Regions from separate parts of the Mus musculus genome. Here region 2 is linked to region 1. Evidence: chromatin loops called from intact Hi-C (ENCODE). Cell type or tissue: left cerebral cortex. All regions are shown on one strand. Each heading gives the region's core, and the rest is flanking DNA. Links, peaks and the distances in the headings are about the cores only.

Evidence for each region. Hi-C counts contacts between places; a loop is a spot of excess contacts. Peaks named below come from ENCODE experiments on the same cell type or tissue, not always from the same donor. Only the 100,000 strongest peaks of a DNase experiment are listed, where the experiment ranks them.
Region 2: it touches region 1 in a loop (11-fold over the local background); 3 of 42 quality-filtered maps call a loop at or near these places.

What each region holds. Positions count from the first base shown.
Region 1 is chr4:28,295,015-28,303,358 of GRCm38, forward strand. The region is part of intron 2 of Gm52725 (a long non-coding RNA gene); the gene reads left to right. Among named protein-coding and RNA genes, the nearest start is that of Gm25378, 66 kb to the right of the region's middle. In left cerebral cortex, for the core only: no CTCF peak of the experiment used is centred there; DNase peaks (open chromatin) are centred at 2,875, 4,082, 5,197 and 6,880; H3K27ac peaks cover 1,321 bases.
Region 2 is chr4:28,695,965-28,704,308 of GRCm38, forward strand. No RefSeq gene overlaps it. Among named protein-coding and RNA genes, the nearest start is that of Epha7, 110 kb to the right of the region's middle. In left cerebral cortex, for the core only: no CTCF peak of the experiment used is centred there; DNase peaks (open chromatin) are centred at 1,943, 2,409 and 4,713; H3K27ac peaks cover 2,024 bases.

The DNA of each region.
Region 1 (8,344 bases), core at 293-8,292:
TCAGGATGAAGAAGGTTGGGAGTCACTGCTCCAATCCCAGCAAGCGGGAGCCCCAGACAGAGTATTCGGCCTCATAGCAAGATCATATGCTAAAAAACAAAACGAACAAGAAACAAACTGAAAGAGGAAAATCCCAAGCCTAAGAAGAATCAAAATGAGAACACCACAGAGGTGTGATGGAGGGGCAGAAGGAACCACTTTTTAAAAGGTTTTAGAAATTAAAAATGTGGATTACAGAAAATACAAGACTTTCCCTTTAAGTGGCTCTTACAATTTTACCATCTTCCCTTCCACAGAGCTCCCTCCAACATGAGTGGAGGATTTTCATGAAAAACAAACAAACAATCAAAAACTGAATGTTTTAAATTTTTTCACAAGGAAGTTTAGGAATGTCTTTATTTGAGCTTAATGGGCCAAATGTACGCACGCATAATGCTTTTGTTTTCATTGTATGTCTTTTAATATAGTTCATATTAGTTTCTTTATGAGGCCAACTCTATAAATATGATTTCACTTGAGAAATGTGTTGATTTTAATGATTTGTATAAAAATATTGGCATATTATATAACTTTTAATTTATCAGGTTTGTCATATGATGCATGATGAAGTTTAAAATTATTTCCCAAACAGAGGTTGTCTGTATTGATCAAAAGCAAGTCACAGAGCATTTATAAGTGATTGCGAACTGACTTCGAACCACAAATCCATGTCCTACAATGACTCTAACATTTATTTCAATGGTTTAAGTTATAAGAATAATAATAATGAATGAATCAGAAAGGAAGGATGAGGTGAGATACATAAAATACTATATTACTTAAGAAAAAAGAGGACATGGAAGTATGAAAATATGTATAGTGGAAGAGACAATGAAGAGATTAGAAATGAAAAAATGTGAATATGAATTTGCTCCCAAATTACATATATTCACTTCCTCCCAAATTTATTTTACATTTTATTCATGAGATGTTAAAATATCTTCTCTAATATTTCTAAGATACCATTCTTTTTCATTTTGTAAAATATAAAAAAATGAGGACATAATTAAAAAGCTATTTGTTCTTCTCTCACATAAAAAATTGTTACAAAAATTGTACAGATCAGAAATTGCATGAATTTTACTTACAGGGTATATTTTGCTGATACTGCAATGCAATACATATACACTAATCTCATAATAAATAAGATTTATCTAACATGACTCCAGTCAACTATAACAATGTAGTTTGCTTCCTAAAGCCCATATGCACAAACAATTTTCATAATGATTACAGAAATGACTTCAGCAGAAAACAGTCAGGGATTTGAATGCTGACTATCATGTGCTACACATGAGATGGCACTCTAGTTTTCTATGATGTCTAAATCTCAGTTTCTTCAGTTGAAATTCTGAGTTTGTGTATGTGTCTGCTCTGAATAGATAGTGTTTCACCATAGGTGATACTGCTTCCAAAGTAGTTCTAAACCCCTCCACCAATCTTGGTTTATTTTTGTCTGTTGTCATACACTTAGAATTTTTTACCAATAAATACCACTATATACTATAAGCTTTGATATATATATATATATATATATATATATATATATATATACATATGTATGTGTATATATATGTATATATATATATATATATATATATATAAAATCTTTTGTGTGTGTGTGTGTGTGTGTGTGTGTGTGTGTGTGTGTGTGTGTGTGTGTATTGCTGCCGGTTTGCCTGATTTTAGCTGTTTTTTTTTCCCCAAAAGTGGTCTTTAAAATATTTGGCAGGTGTTATAGGATTTTAAAATAGACCATATCCCTCCCTTACAAAAAGGCAGAAATATGGTCAGGGATTTAGAAACAAGACAGAGTTCACTTTTTTTTTAACACTGCCAGAAACTGTCCTAAATGCATTACACATAGATTTATGTGAGCTTGCATGAATCCGTGCTAAAACGGAATACAGCAGATGGAATATTATTATTAATAGTCCTCGAAAACAATGTCTGAGAAATAACATTAGTGCAGGGAGTTCTTTCAGATCGGGGAGCCTTTGAAGTTAAAGCACAAACAAGATTCTAGCCTTTCCAAGTATCTACAGCATTATTAGGGATTGTGTTCTTAACCTTTTTGGTGTGTTTTAAAACACAGGATAAACAATCCCTCGGTACAATGGAATGGACATGACTAGGCATATTTGTCAAAGGGGATAATAGCGCAGAGTAGCCGCTAGGGAGAGTATGGTTAGAGTAGCAAACCAGGAGCCTAGAGTAGTGAGGATAGCTGGGTTCTAAGAATGCTGAGGAGCTGTGGGAAGGGGAGGGTCAGGAGCCTGGTGTAGGGCTTGGAGATGCAAGCCAAGTACTCATATGAAGGAACTGACAGAGCCTGGAGGCTAGAATGGATCTGCCTTATGCTGATAGGAAACACACATATATGTTAATTGGAGAGCCATATTTCTACTTTGACTGCTGGAAGGTAAATGACTTATTTTGGTAGATAGGACCAGGCTTCACAAGTTCCTGGTGAATGGTGGCTTGTATCAGACAGAAGTCTTATAGTCCTGATTAAGCTTGTTTCTGGATATTTGGACTGCCTTTTGGAGTTTGGGGGATTGGTGTTTCCTTTAGACCTGACAGTAATGGGCCATTAGTTATATAGCAGAATTGATTATAATTACAGTAAGGGTTAAGTTTATGGGAAAAGAGATTCTAGTTTGAAAATAAACACCTTTTCAGAAAAATTGCAACCTCACAGATGAAATCATTCTCTATCAACTAAAAAGCTTGCTTCCAGGACAGCCTAAGGAAAAGGGGATGGCAAATGCCTGTCCCTGGCTATAAGCTAAGCTGACATTGTGTGGGAAGGAACACAGGGTCCCTATCATTCTTGCTCAGGTCTGTGTGGTGAAATCAGTAGGGGGTGCCCTGCCCTCACTCTCAATCTCACTCCTCCCATTCTTATAACAGAGATTAACTTCATCTTTCCTTTTAAACAACAATAAACAAGAGCCCAATAATTGTAACCAATGTTATATGTAGATCTTCTCACTCTGTTTCAAAGTTCGTTCATTAGATTTCAGGGTAGAATTTTTATAACGTAAAACTTACATTGCTAACAATGAAAGTTATGAGCCCATGATGCAGTTAAAGCAGTTTTGTCTTTGTTATAGTTTTAAATATTTTCCTCATTGTGTGTGTGTGTGTGTGTGTGTGTGTGTGTGTGTGTGTGTGTGTGTGTGTGTTCATATTCTTTGGCACATCTGGAAATGTCATGACCACTTCTGGGAGTCATTTTTTGCCATTCTACCATGTAGGCACTGTGGAACGAATCCAGATTTTCAGTCTCAGACCCCTTTGACCACTGAGCCGTTTATCGTTCCCATATTTGTACATTTTTTTGATTAATGTTAAATATGTATCAGAATAAGATAGAAAGTAAACTCCATAAAGAAAATGTTGGTCCTTTTTTCTTAAATTTACCATATACTTGGTTGTGAACAGATACATGTAAAACAACAATGGGGGTTAAAGGATGAGTCTAGATAAGCAAGCACCTTAAACAATTTAGGAAATAGTCTACAAACTATACATGGTTAGGCAAGGACACAAAGTAAGCCTTTGGATTTGTAGCTCTGTAATCATAGTGCTAATCTTCCAAGTAGGCTGTGTGAACGACAGAGAGGTGGAGGGAGGCCGAGACAGAAAGGTACAAGAGTGTCAGGCGGGAGTTATACTCAGCATTCCATAAATAACTCTTTCCTCAGTGTCCCCTTACTCTCACTAGTATGGATAAGTAACATAGAAATTGCGTTTAGTTTTATGAATATAAATCAATAATTATTTAGTGAAAACTTTAAATATCTCAACATTTTAGGAGAATTGGTCTCATAAGCACAGCAGCCACTGAGCATGCGCTCCGAGGCCCTGTCAGTTCACCCAATCCATCTCCTGCCTCTGCTGTTTACCCAAGTGGCTCATGTTTCAACAGCTCCTTGGAAGTCTATATTCAGAATCGGAATGCAGCCTGAGAACATGTCTGTGGGCTGAGGAGTGGGAGGAAGGTTCACACTGTGATCACAGCCCAGTCTGTGCCTGCCTCTGCTCCAAGGACAGGAGCTTGCACTAAACCTGTATGGGAAAACCTGTGTGTTCCACAGCAGATGGTAGTGGGAGGGAAATCGTTTCTCTCCTTGTGTACTCCACGCAACCAATATTGCTCTTCTATGTGTAACAAATAAATGCGCTCCGCAGTAAAGTGACATAGAACTGCCCACATGAGTAAGTCAGAATGTGGGTCAGTGCCAACTGTTTCCTATACTGTGATTTTAGTCTAGAGAAGTATATTTTCACACCTACAGGGCCGTCAGCCTCAGGCAATTTCTCTGCATCAGTGGAGATTAAGTTCTCTTTAATTAAGAGATTAAAAACAGGGGTGAAGAATATCTTATTGCAGAGATGACTACAACCTTAAAAGTAACAAAACGTTAAATATCCAAACGTTGTAAAGTGAGAAATGCATTGTAAATTCTCTCTGTGCCTTGGCATTGGGCGTGATGTTTTGTGAGGCCCGCTCAGCTGACTTGCTAGCTGCACTCTGTAATTAGAGGCTTTCACTGTTAGAGACCCAAATAAACAACTCGAGACTTTTACTTGTGTGGGAAACTGTACTGAAACATCATTACCAAAAATTTTAAAACTCCATAGCAAATACTCATAGTGAAATATGACCAAAGGTGATGAAGAGTTACATTTGTAACATCAACTTACAAAACAAAACAAACAAACAAACAAAAACAACCAACCAACCAACCAACCAACCAAACAAACAAACAAAAAACCAACTTTGCCAGACAAGCTAGAGACAACTCATTTATGCTTTGTTTGGTCTCATGGCCTCAGGACTTCCCCAATTCGAGATTTAGAATCTCTTGAGACGAGTTATTTGCCAAGAGAGGAATCACATGTTAAATTAGACAGTGTTTGGGTTTGGTCTACATATTTCTACTATAAATAGAATGCTTTAGAGATAACGTTTTGAGCTATTCGAATAAGGTCGTGTCAGTAAGGCTGACTGCACAATAATGCTGGATTGACTGACAAACAGGGGTTCATTATAGATGGACACATCTTGAGGAACTCAAGCTATAACCGGCAATCTTTAATTGAAACTAGTCTCTTATCTGGTGAAGGTAACGATTTGTCATGCAGCTTATTCATTTACTGCTAATCACCAGGATTCGAGAGTCTGAAATCCCCGGCATTCAGAAACCTGTAAGAGGATTCGTGCACGTGTTCCACTTTGTGCGGCTGATTTGCAAAACAATGAGGCCGGTAATGATGCGAAAGATTGAACTGGCTCTCCTTGGGTCTCCTCTGTCTGAACTGATGGTTATTTGTAAAGAAGGCTCTTCGGAAGCCTGCTGTTCCCACAGGATGAGGAGCAGCCAGTCACTGGGTTGAGGATGACATCCGAAGTCAGGGATCAGAAATCAGTCAGTTAATAGCTTTGCACTTAGAATTGTCTAACTTTTTTTTTTTTTTTTTTTTTTTTGCTTTGTTAAAGGCCAATTTTCTAACACAAAAAGTCATTTTCACATCCTTGATATATCATAGACTGCACAGCTCTTTGAAAATAGCACCACTTTAAGTGATTTCTTTTTAAAGCAAGATAATTTTCTAAATATTTTATGCATCCAACCACTTTGTAATTTATGTTGATGTAATACAGACCCAGGAAACAAAAAAACAAAAAACAGTTCTTGTGAATCTAAAAAGCAATGAACACTCCATAGGGTAGTTGCGATTATGTTACAAGTGCTGTTATAACAACAAATTGTTTTAGGTGGGGGTGAATCAGCCTTTTCTCTCATTGCTAGAAAGGTTAAATTGGTGCTTTTTCCAGTGTAAAAAAGCTATTTTCAATATCCCAGGAAAGTATGGAAATATGTTTATTCTTCATGACTTTTCTATTTATATTACAAATAGATTTGTACTTAATTCAAGGTTTGAGAACTTAAAATTTTAACCAAGGTAAAAACTAAAGGAGTTTGAAGAAAATGCCAAAGGCAGTATAAAGTGGCTAAGAAAGTATTTAGAAACTGTCAGTTAATTATATTCCTACATAAACACACACACACACACACACACACACACACACACACACTATTCAGAATGAAAAAAAAAATCCCTTCCTTTTAAAAGAGAAAAGCCAAATCAGTGTCAAGTAGTAAACTGTTACCAATGGATAGAAGAGAGAAGGAAAGAAGGGAGGGAGGGTTGGGTAGGAAGAACGCAGGCTCAGGGAAAAGGGTGAATGATGGCATCTTCTTTTATATTCTAAGTAGAATCCTTTCATCTCATGGTTCCTTCAAGACTGTCTTTAAAGATACAGCTAAAAAGGGGTCATTAGCCATTCATCAAAACTCCAGACCTATGGACTAAACAAAAAGGGACAGACAAAAACAGAAAAGAAAAAAAAAGAATTCTATCATCACTTTCCTCCTCCTCCTCCTCCTCCTCCTCCTCCTCCTCCTCCTCCTCCTCCTCCTCCTCCTCCTCCTCCTTCTCCTCCCTTTTCTCCTCCTCCTCCTCCTCCTCCTCCTCCTCCTCCCTCTCCTCCCTCTCCTCCTTCTCCTCCCTTTTCTCCTCCTCCTCCTTCTTTTCTTCCTCCTCTTCCTCCTCCTCCTGCTCTTCCTCCACAGCATCTGGACTGCAGCTCCATTTGGACTCTTGTAATCTGCCTATTGTGAATTAAGAACATTTTTGGCAGTTTCTCCTTACTCATGGGGTGCATGATAATATTGGCCTGTGTGACACTGAGTCAGATCTGCTCAAATCCCTACCACTGCCAGTAACTACCATCACTGGTGAAGCAGGCCAGACTGCAGAACCAGAAACAGCAGCGGGTGCTGCATCTGCCAGGAGGGACCAGAGTTAAGAAGTGTGGATGACTCAGTGACAGTTCTATTGATTTTTTTACCCCTTTTAGGGGTGAGGATATGATGCAGAAGAGATGCCTCTGCAATGGGTGCCTCATGGCAAGGAGCTTTACACTGTGCTGTTATTTTTAGCTTGGTTCATGAAGTGTGAGGCTGTATTACTAATAATGCTGCATTGTTCATTTATAGATCACTGTTTGGGGACTCAGTTGCTGCCACCTGATTAAATGTGGATGCCAGGACATGCAGTTATTTCCTAATATAGTTTGTACTTATTTTCTAAATTGATTTTGAAAAACAGCATGAGTGTCTGGAATACCTTCAAAGCCTTAAAGCCTCCTTTGTTTCTAATCCTGTGACTCAGCATATGCCAGTCTTCAAAGATTAAGGACTGTTTTTTTTTTTTTTTTTAATATTTTCTATTTTGTTCTTAACTTAAAAGTCATTAGAATATTATTCTGTAATACTATTTACTATGAATTAAAATAAATTTACGAGTCACATTTGTCTCTGTTGATTGGATATGCCCCCTAGTTGTTATGTAATTAATCCATGACTCAGTACAAATATCTTAAATCAACCAGGAAATTCCTGTTGTTTCAACACTTGGCTACATATACAAAATGGCACAATTCAGCTTGCCCAAGAAGATATTTTTATTTTTAGCCAATTATAAAGCCAATACACTTATTTCATCAAAAAACAAATTCGTTTTTATGGAATAGCAGTTCCTAAAAACTTTATTTTATTTTGGTGAATGAACATTCTCATCCATTGTCTTTTGTTGTTATTTCATGAGTTTTCTTCCTGCAGTAGATCAAAATACTTGCTAATGTTACTTCACTAATATCACTGCCTTGGGTCACTAGCTTTAGTAGTGAACTTTTATTTACAGTCAAACATTTATAAAATAAATGATAGATTGATTAGATTGATGGACTTTCATCACTTTTATCACACCATAAAAGTTAAAAACACTCAATATACTCTCCTTTAAATACTGTTCATTGAGTTCAACAAACATCTTACCTTAAGAAAAACAAACCTAGCCAGGATTGGTGGTGCATGCCTTTAATCCCAGCACTCGGGAGGCAGAGGCAGGAGGGTTTCTGAGTTCGAGGCCAGCCTGGTCTACAAAGTGAGTTCCAGGACAGCCAGGGCTATACAGAGAAAGCCTGAAAAAAAACAAACCAAACCAAAACAAAACAAAACAAAAAACAAAAAAACAAAAAAAGAAAAATAAAAGGAAAAAGATAAAGAAAAAGATAAAAGGAGAAAAAGAAATCTAGTGTCTAGTTCCAGCTAGGGGCAAAGAGTTTAACAGATCAGTATTCTGGGTCTTCTATATATAATGCCTAAAGTCTGAATTATCTCAATGGCTTCACTTTAAAGTGAAATAAGCTAGGTTTAAAAAGTATAAT
Region 2 (8,344 bases), core at 96-8,095, 400 kb after region 1:
CTTCCAATCAAAGAGCACAGGGTAGCCCTCACTCTTTTGATACATTTGACTTCAGTCTTGCTTGTTTGGCCTCTAGCACTCTTCTGCTTGAGAACGTTTGAATACACTGAGGCAGAGTCTCTGCTTCTCATACCCAAATCTTGAGTTTCATAAATCCAAGCCACACCTCTCAAAGTCTCTGTTTGTCTGTCTTGCCCACAATCAGTTCTTTTATGTGCAGATTATTAGTTGTTTTCCTTTTTTTTATCAAGCAAAACAAAGGAATGCTTCTGAGATAACTCAGACCCTTAGCTATTCTCAATAGTGTCCCATAGCTGGCATCAGGTTTGCTTTAGTCCTGTGCTTATGGAGGTAACTGATGGTTTTTAATTAATGATAGTATAATTTTCCCCAGTTTTCTAACTGCTTAATTGTACAGTGAAATATTTGTCTTACATAGAATTGAAACAGTCTGAAGATTTATATTTGGTTTAAGCAAATAGCCAAAGGTACTAGCACATTCTATTTTCCTTGATCCAGTTTCTGGGATTCTGGCTCTAATGTGATTTTCACTTCCTATAAAAGTCAGGGTACATGTTTCTTATCTCTGGTTTGTTTTTTAGTCTCTAATTTGTTCAGTTTAGAAACTTATATTCAATGAATTATGGTTTATTATAAGTCCTTGATTTGATCAACATAGACTGGAGTTTTGGGTTCTAGACATGTCCAATTTATCACAAGTTTTAAACAATTTACAATAAATAAGAATCTCCTGATGCCCCAGCCTCCAGAGAAACACAGATGCACGTAGGCAGGCCTCTTTCAGAATCTCTTTTCCTTCCTGCATCATGGTCTCCTAAATCCTTAATGACTTGTTTTTAGGTTTTCAAAGAAAACACTTTATGTAATTTCCCCAGCTTTCCTAGCCCACCAGATAAGAAAGCCTGATCATATCAAATACATAATGTTTTTAAAAATATGAAATTAGAAAGTCAATGAATTTTGTTCACAGAAAAGCAGGAGTGTTTTAGGGGACCTGACAGAGCAAGCCCAGTTACTTTGATTGGCAGCCCTTCACCTGTTTGTGTTATTGTTTCTGTTTTCATGCTTTGGCTCTGGTGTCAAAGGTTTACATTGTAACTCTGAGTATTTGGAATGATTTTTTTTTCCCTTGAAAGATAGTGGCAAACCACAAAGAGGGCTAACTTCTGTTTTAATTGTTGAGGTTCCAGTTAGAGTCCAAATATATGTCTGTTCTACCAGCTTAAGGAAAGAAGCTTGACCATTTTGTCCCTGCACATGCTTTGCATCTATAAAGCTCTTGTAAAACTGTATAAGGTGTAGACTTTAGGGACATAGCAGTATTCTCTTTTATGTTGATAATACCTCATTCCAGATGATAGAGTTCTGGTTTTTTTTACTGTTAGTGTGAATAAACTATGTGACTGTGTACATACCAGAACAAAAGAAATGCAATCCCCAATCTAAATATTTGTAATCTTTTTTACTTTGTAGGTGTCACCTTGCCTTGTTCACAGCATTTCTCCATCTTTCTTGTGTGATATGCCCCCCAATCCTTTGCAACAGGCTAATCTCCTCCTTCAGCTATCCAAGAGGTAAGTGCTAAGTTGGCATTTACATTTAAAACAATTAAAAATGTCCTGCAGATATTCTTCTATTAATCATGTCGCTGCACAGCAATTTACAAGAAAGGTTAGCAGCTTAAAACAACATGTGTATACTAACTCAGTTTCCAGCTTAGGAATGCAGGCCTGGCTTAACCAGTCTTTTGTTTGAACTTCATATCATCTGGGATAAAGACATCTCAGAACTAAGAAAAGATTCCCTTCCATGTTCTCATGGCCTTTGAGAGCTTAGTTCCTGTTGGAATGGAGGCCTTAGTTTTCTCTAATTGGGGTAGCAGCCTCCAGAAGGTGGCTGAACAAGAGCCTCTCCAGAGTGCCAGCTCCCTTCAGGAGAGTTTGCAAAGTACCCAAAGAGCTAAAGGGCTCTGCAACGCTATAGGAGGAACATCACTATGAACTAACCAGTACCCCCCAGAGCTGTGTCTCTAGTTGCATAGGTAGCAGAGGATGGCCTAGTCGGCCATCAACTGGAGGAGAGGCCCTTGGTCTTGAGAAGATCATATGCCCCAGTACAGGGGAATGCCAGGGCCAGGAAGTGGGAGTGGGTGGGTTGGGGAACAGGGCCAGGGAGAGTATAGGGGGCTTTGGGGATAGCATTTGAAATGTAAATGAAGAAAATATCTAATAAAATTTTTTTAAAAAGAAAAGAAGAAAAAAATAATAAAGAAAATGCAGTAGAGGCTCTGCCACTGAGAAGCTACATATTTTTTTGAAACTAGATGAGCAAGTGCGCAACAGTCTTGAATCCTCTGTTCCTTAGGAACAGATGTCTAAGTCCAACCCACATTCAAAGAGAATGGATTTCATAACACTGGCTGGGAAGCAGAAAAACTGGCATAAGGAAAGGAGAACAGAAAGAAATTCATGTACAGTTGGAAGGGGAGTTTGTTGTAATTCTGATCTGTACTTTGATCAATCTCTCTGACAATGGTCTTTGGCCTTACAACTACCCTACCTCAGAAAGGTATGGAGGTTCACACCTAAAACCCTGGCACCCTGATGGTTGCAGCAGGAGAATTGTCTTGAGTTTGAGTCCAGCCTGGGATAGAATTTAGTTATCGGCTAGACTTAACTATAGAGTGAATCTTTTTCTCAGACCTTTCTCAGAGAGAAAGAAAAATAAAAATTAGGAAGGAAGGAAGGAAGGAAGGAAGGAAGGAAGGAAGGAAGGAAGGAAGGAAGGAAGGAAGGAAGGAAGGGAGGAAGGGAGGAAGGAAGGAAGGCTGACAGACTAGAACTCAACCTGACCCTTTTCTGATTACTTTTACTAACTCTCACAAATTCCCTGCTCTGACACACGTAGTCAGTGTTGTTAATGTAACATGCTCGTTCCTTACATTTGTCCATGGTGTTTTCTCCTTCTACATAACATGTTTGCATGTACTCCTCTTGCCAAAAGAAGTCTACTACCTCTGCCCCTGGAAAACGAGAAAAAGAAGTGGAGAGAAAAGAATTTCCCTCTTCAAATATGTAAAGAGCTAGCACTAACCAGGTCAAATGTATAAAATTAAAAGGGCAATATTTCAGAAAAAATTTTTTAATAGAAATTCTTTACAGTCATCCAAGTCCCAAATCTTAGAACAAGATGACCCAGATCAAGAGTAAAAGCACTTGCTGCCACCAAGCCTGGAGTCCTAAGTTCAACTACCAGAGGCCTGTAAGTGTTGTGGATAGCTCTGGAGCTATATGTAATTTTATGCTAATTCCTTTCTCCTGGGAGGGGTTGTGAACTAGGAATGAGTCAGCCCTCAGGTGATTTCCTGTAAACCTTCTTCCCACCTTAATTTGTAAAATAAAGGCTAAAGCCAGTGATTGGACAGATAAAGGGCAGGTGGACCTGAAAGTTGAGAGAGAGAGAGAAGAAGGAGTGGGGGAGAGAGAGGACAACCAAGGACAGGGTGGAAGGAAAGCACAGCAGAAGCCCCTGGCCTGGAGGAACTGCTAGTTCTAAGGGGTCTCATAGATGGGAAAGACTGTAGTGTAGCGGTAGATCTGCCCAATCTAGGCACACACCATGTATTCATATTAATTGAGTTGTGTTTTCATTGCTAGGGCATGTTTGGATTGGAGAATTACTGCAACATGTATGAGGGGAGGAGAGAACAGAGTTTTACTAGTTTTGGAATCTTTGAGTACTAAAGGCGAACATTTGTTGACAAGTACAAAGGCATTTCTGTGTTGGATGGGAGTTGTAAAAAAAAGAAAAAGAAAAGAACTATAAGCCACTCCCAACTCTTGTTTCATGAACATCTAAATCCACCCTGTAAAAGGATGAAAGAGCAAAACTATTCTTTGTCATTAAAAAAAAATAATAATAATAATAATTCCAACCACTGAGCTGATCACAGGGTCCTAGAAAGGACTGAAGGAGCTAAAGGGGTTTGCAACCCCATTGGAAGAACAACAATATCAACCAACCAGAGTTCCCAGGGTCTAAACCACCAACCAAGGATATTATATATCAGAGGATGGCCTTGGTCCCATGAAAGCTTGATGCCCCATTGTAGGAGAATAGGAAGGCAAGGAGGCAAGGGTGGGTGGGATACACCCTCAGAAGCAGGAGGAGGGGGAATGGCTTTTGGAGGGGAAATCGGGAAAGGGAATAATAACATTTGAAATGTAAATAAATAAAATATCCAATAAAAAGTTTAAAAAACCTGATTTGCATATTAAAAATAAAAAATCACAGTTGTTAACTCATTCTACTTTTGATTGTCTTACAAAGTAAGGAACTTTCACTTTTCAGTATTTATTCTCCTTCAAATTTATTAGTATTAATAAACTATGAAATTCTATAACACTGCAAAATTTTAAATAAATATACTTGTGGTTAAAATGTTCAGACCAAGTTTCATTTCTGTGTACAAAGTCAGCAATTACACCATGTCAAATCCCTCTTCACTCAAGCACCTACCTATGAATGTGTACTAAAAAGCTGTCTTGGCTTTCACAATGTTGTGCATGGGTATTGTTCATTTTAAGGCTGGTTTTCAGAGAAATCTTTATCTTTAGGAAAATCACAGATGTTCCAGCCCTAGCTCTGCTAGTCACTGTTTCCTTGCTGAGATGAGCAAGCAGTGCCTGGATGGCGCTGTGAATCATTGCAGGGGTGGACAGATTGCTAAAGGGAAGGCAGCGTCATATTTAGCTTTTCTCTCGGTTTTTTTTTCTTTTACTTTTTTTTTTTTTGAGAGAGAGAGAAGGATGTGACTCAACTTTAGAAAAAGAGGAAAATATGAATGGACCACTGCTGGCCAAGCTTCAGTCGTGTCTGATTAACACACCAGCCAGAAAAGAAAAGCTTGCCTGCAGATGTAATTGGAAATTTTCATAAAAAAAGAAAAATATCTTAGTAATTGTCTGTGGTTTATCTAATATGTAAAATGATTGGGAAGAGGGATCCTGCCCAAGGTGTTTTATCTTAAATGTGACTTTAACTGAAATAGAATTATATTGGTTTTGCTCTCCCCTCCCTTTTATCCCTCCAGCAGCCCACAGAGCCTTCTGCAATGCCTTCCATCAACGCCTTGTGGTTATAAGTCCCTTTTGCTTTTATTGTTATTGTTATCTGCCTACATACCCTATATCTAATCAATACATCTATGTCACAGTTCATGCATCCATGATTCAGGGAACATCTCAATAATAGGTACTGAAAAACTCCCTCATCCTCTACCTCCTGTCTTTGTCTCTTATTCCCTGTGCTCTGTCACTCTGGGGCAAATAATCTCATTTGTGCTGAGAACTTGTTTTTGGGGTGAGTTGAGCTGACTTTGAGGTACCTACAGGGACAGAAATAAGAGCTAGACTACCAAGAGGTTGAATATGAAATGGTCTCAATTACAAATGATAACACAAACAAAATCTGAACAGTGGCATTATCAATGGACATAGTAATGTGGTAGAGGGAGAATTTCATGGAGATCCACCCAAGAAAAATAACTACGGGCAGCTAACAACTGCTGAGAAAAGCAGAGTAATTATTTCTTAAGGGTTAGTACATTTATTGGTTGTACAATACAGAGTGATCCACCTGGAAATCACATACACGAAAATAATAAAAATAGATTTAGCAGGTCGTATTTGTATTTTGTGCCTAAGGTGTTTTTATGGTATTCTTTAGAAACTATTCTGCTCATACAGTTATTCGGGTAAATCTTTGTTCAACCAATCAGTTGCTGAATGAATAAATAGAATGAGTAAACAAGAAATCCAGCATATCCATGTCACGAAGTTAAGATGGACTTTGGTATTTGGACTGTACTGGGAAGTTTTGTATCATTTTTTTTTTCAGGGTCACAGATCACAAAAAAAGAACAGTGGTGTGTGTGTTTACCTCATTTAGAGGAAAGAGAAGCGGCCTCATGCTCATACTTCTGGGCTGTTTCCATCACCTGCACACTGTCACAGAAGGCAAATAACACATAGCGAGGGGTATCATTATTCAAAATTCTTCTTTCTGCCAGAGGATGGGACTCAATTCTGCAAATGCTGATGACATTTTCTTAAGAGAAATGAAAAATTTACATCCTGAGAATCTGATTCTCAGACCTATGGATTTTACATTATAGGAAGACCATTTATTTTAGTCTTCTAACAGCTTAGAACAGGCCTGTAACAAACTTTGAGATGTGACAAGAGATGAATAGCATTGGACACAAGGAAATGTATAAGGAATATGTTCTACATGGCCCAGAGAATGTGTTACAGTAGGAATACCTTGGCTATCCTTAACAGTGTTATTATTATTCATATATTTAATACATTTTAACTATATAGAAAAACAAATTTTAAAAGTAGATATAGATAGATAGATAGATAGATAGATAGATAGATAGATAGATAGATAGATAAACATCATTAAACCATGTCCTCAAAACCTTCTGCAAAAATTAGGTTGGGATGCTATATTGAGGCCATTAGCCAGAACAAGTTCTTCATAGTTAGTTTGGGATAGAGCAGCATACCCCCTTATATGAAGCCTCTCAATTTGGGAATTATTTATCTTCTATGTGTTCTATAGAATACAATGTCTTAACTCTTGGCTGTTTAATACCTTTCTTCCCTCTGTCTCAGAATAAGGGTAGCAGCAATCCCTGGACAAGGGGTATTAGAAAAGCTTCGCCATAGAGAAGCCTAAGTAAGAAGGGAAAGGGAGCAGAGGCTACTTCCAGAGGCAGTCCTTAGTAAGCTCAAACAGCACAAGCAAGTTTCAGAAATAACATACACACTAGAGAGCAGAACAGGCCAACACAGGAGTCTATTGTAGGTTATCTATACCATGTGCGTATAGATGTTGTTTTAAAACATACCATCAATATTCTTAAATGTTTAGTAAAACATGTCTCCTTTTCATTGTGAGCTCTACTTTATGTTTAAGCAGGTATAATAACTTTCTTGAGCATGCTGGTCGCAGTCGTTAACCATCAGGAGAGTGGTCATCTTGCTAGTCAACAAGAACAGAAAAAGACCAGTTAGACACAAGCGTGTAAGTCTGGAGAAAAAAATGTGATCAGAAACATAAAAATCTCTTGACAATATTCTGGTGATTTTTAAAGAAGTCATCTGGTAACAAAATACCTCCTCTGTAAAATGGGGCAATAATATCTGCATGGAAGTAATGAAATGTTACATAATTGATGACTGACATGTGTTCTGAACACCTTGGAAGAAACATGATCTTTAAGCATATGATATCATGATTACCACCATAATAAAACATATTTAAAATAATAATCATTACATTTTAAACACCTGTACTTGCATATGAAATGTATAACTCTTTTTACTGTTTTTCATCTAATCCGTGGCACCTGTGTTAGAAATGGGACCCAATGGTTCAATTTTTAAAAATACATAAAATTTAGAAAGGTACGGGGTTTTTTTTATTCACCCTATTGTGCCTAGGTCTCACAGAACATAATTCAAACAATATACTACCACAAAGAGACCACTTCAATACAAATCTCACTAGTGTGAGTTAATAAAAATTACTTTTAAAAGCAAACATCTGGCACCTCATAAATACATATCACCTTTCATCAAGATTTTTTCGAACGCTTCTCATATATACTATACTTTTAAGCATTATTAATTCAGCATATTGTACGTTAGTCTTAAAAAAAATCCTGAAACAGAATTACATGCGTAAAATATGTGCTGCAATATCAAGGCTTGTGCAGATCATAAAAACCAGGACGTTAACCATGGTGGGAAAAGCCTTTTGATTTAATGTGTTCTGTGTGCTAGCAGGGGTGATTTTCTAAGCAGATACAAGAAAATACTACAGTTAAGCTTAAAAGCAGCTCTGTATTCCACTAATTTTTCCCTGTCTTGTGACATTTAGCAAATTATTCTAGGCTTACATTTAGCTTATGTCAAAAATGTGTCTGAAATATTTTATTCTGGTTTATTTATACATCTGAAAGGAATTTTAAGACACAAATTGCCTTTTAAAAAGCTGGATCTATAACATCAAACTGGTAATTCTCTTATTCTAGAGAAGAAAAAAAAGCCAGAATGTTTTCAAATGTCCTTTGGTGACTTTTATGTAATTATTTTAGTTTCTTGTAGTTCAATATTAATTTTTCTATATAAATAAAGGTCAACTCCTCTTGTTATTTCATTGACAAAGATGGATAATATAGTATCTTTGTTATTATTGTCATAGTAGTGTCACTGTTTCAAAAATCTGATTGTTTTATCAAATTATGGTCCTT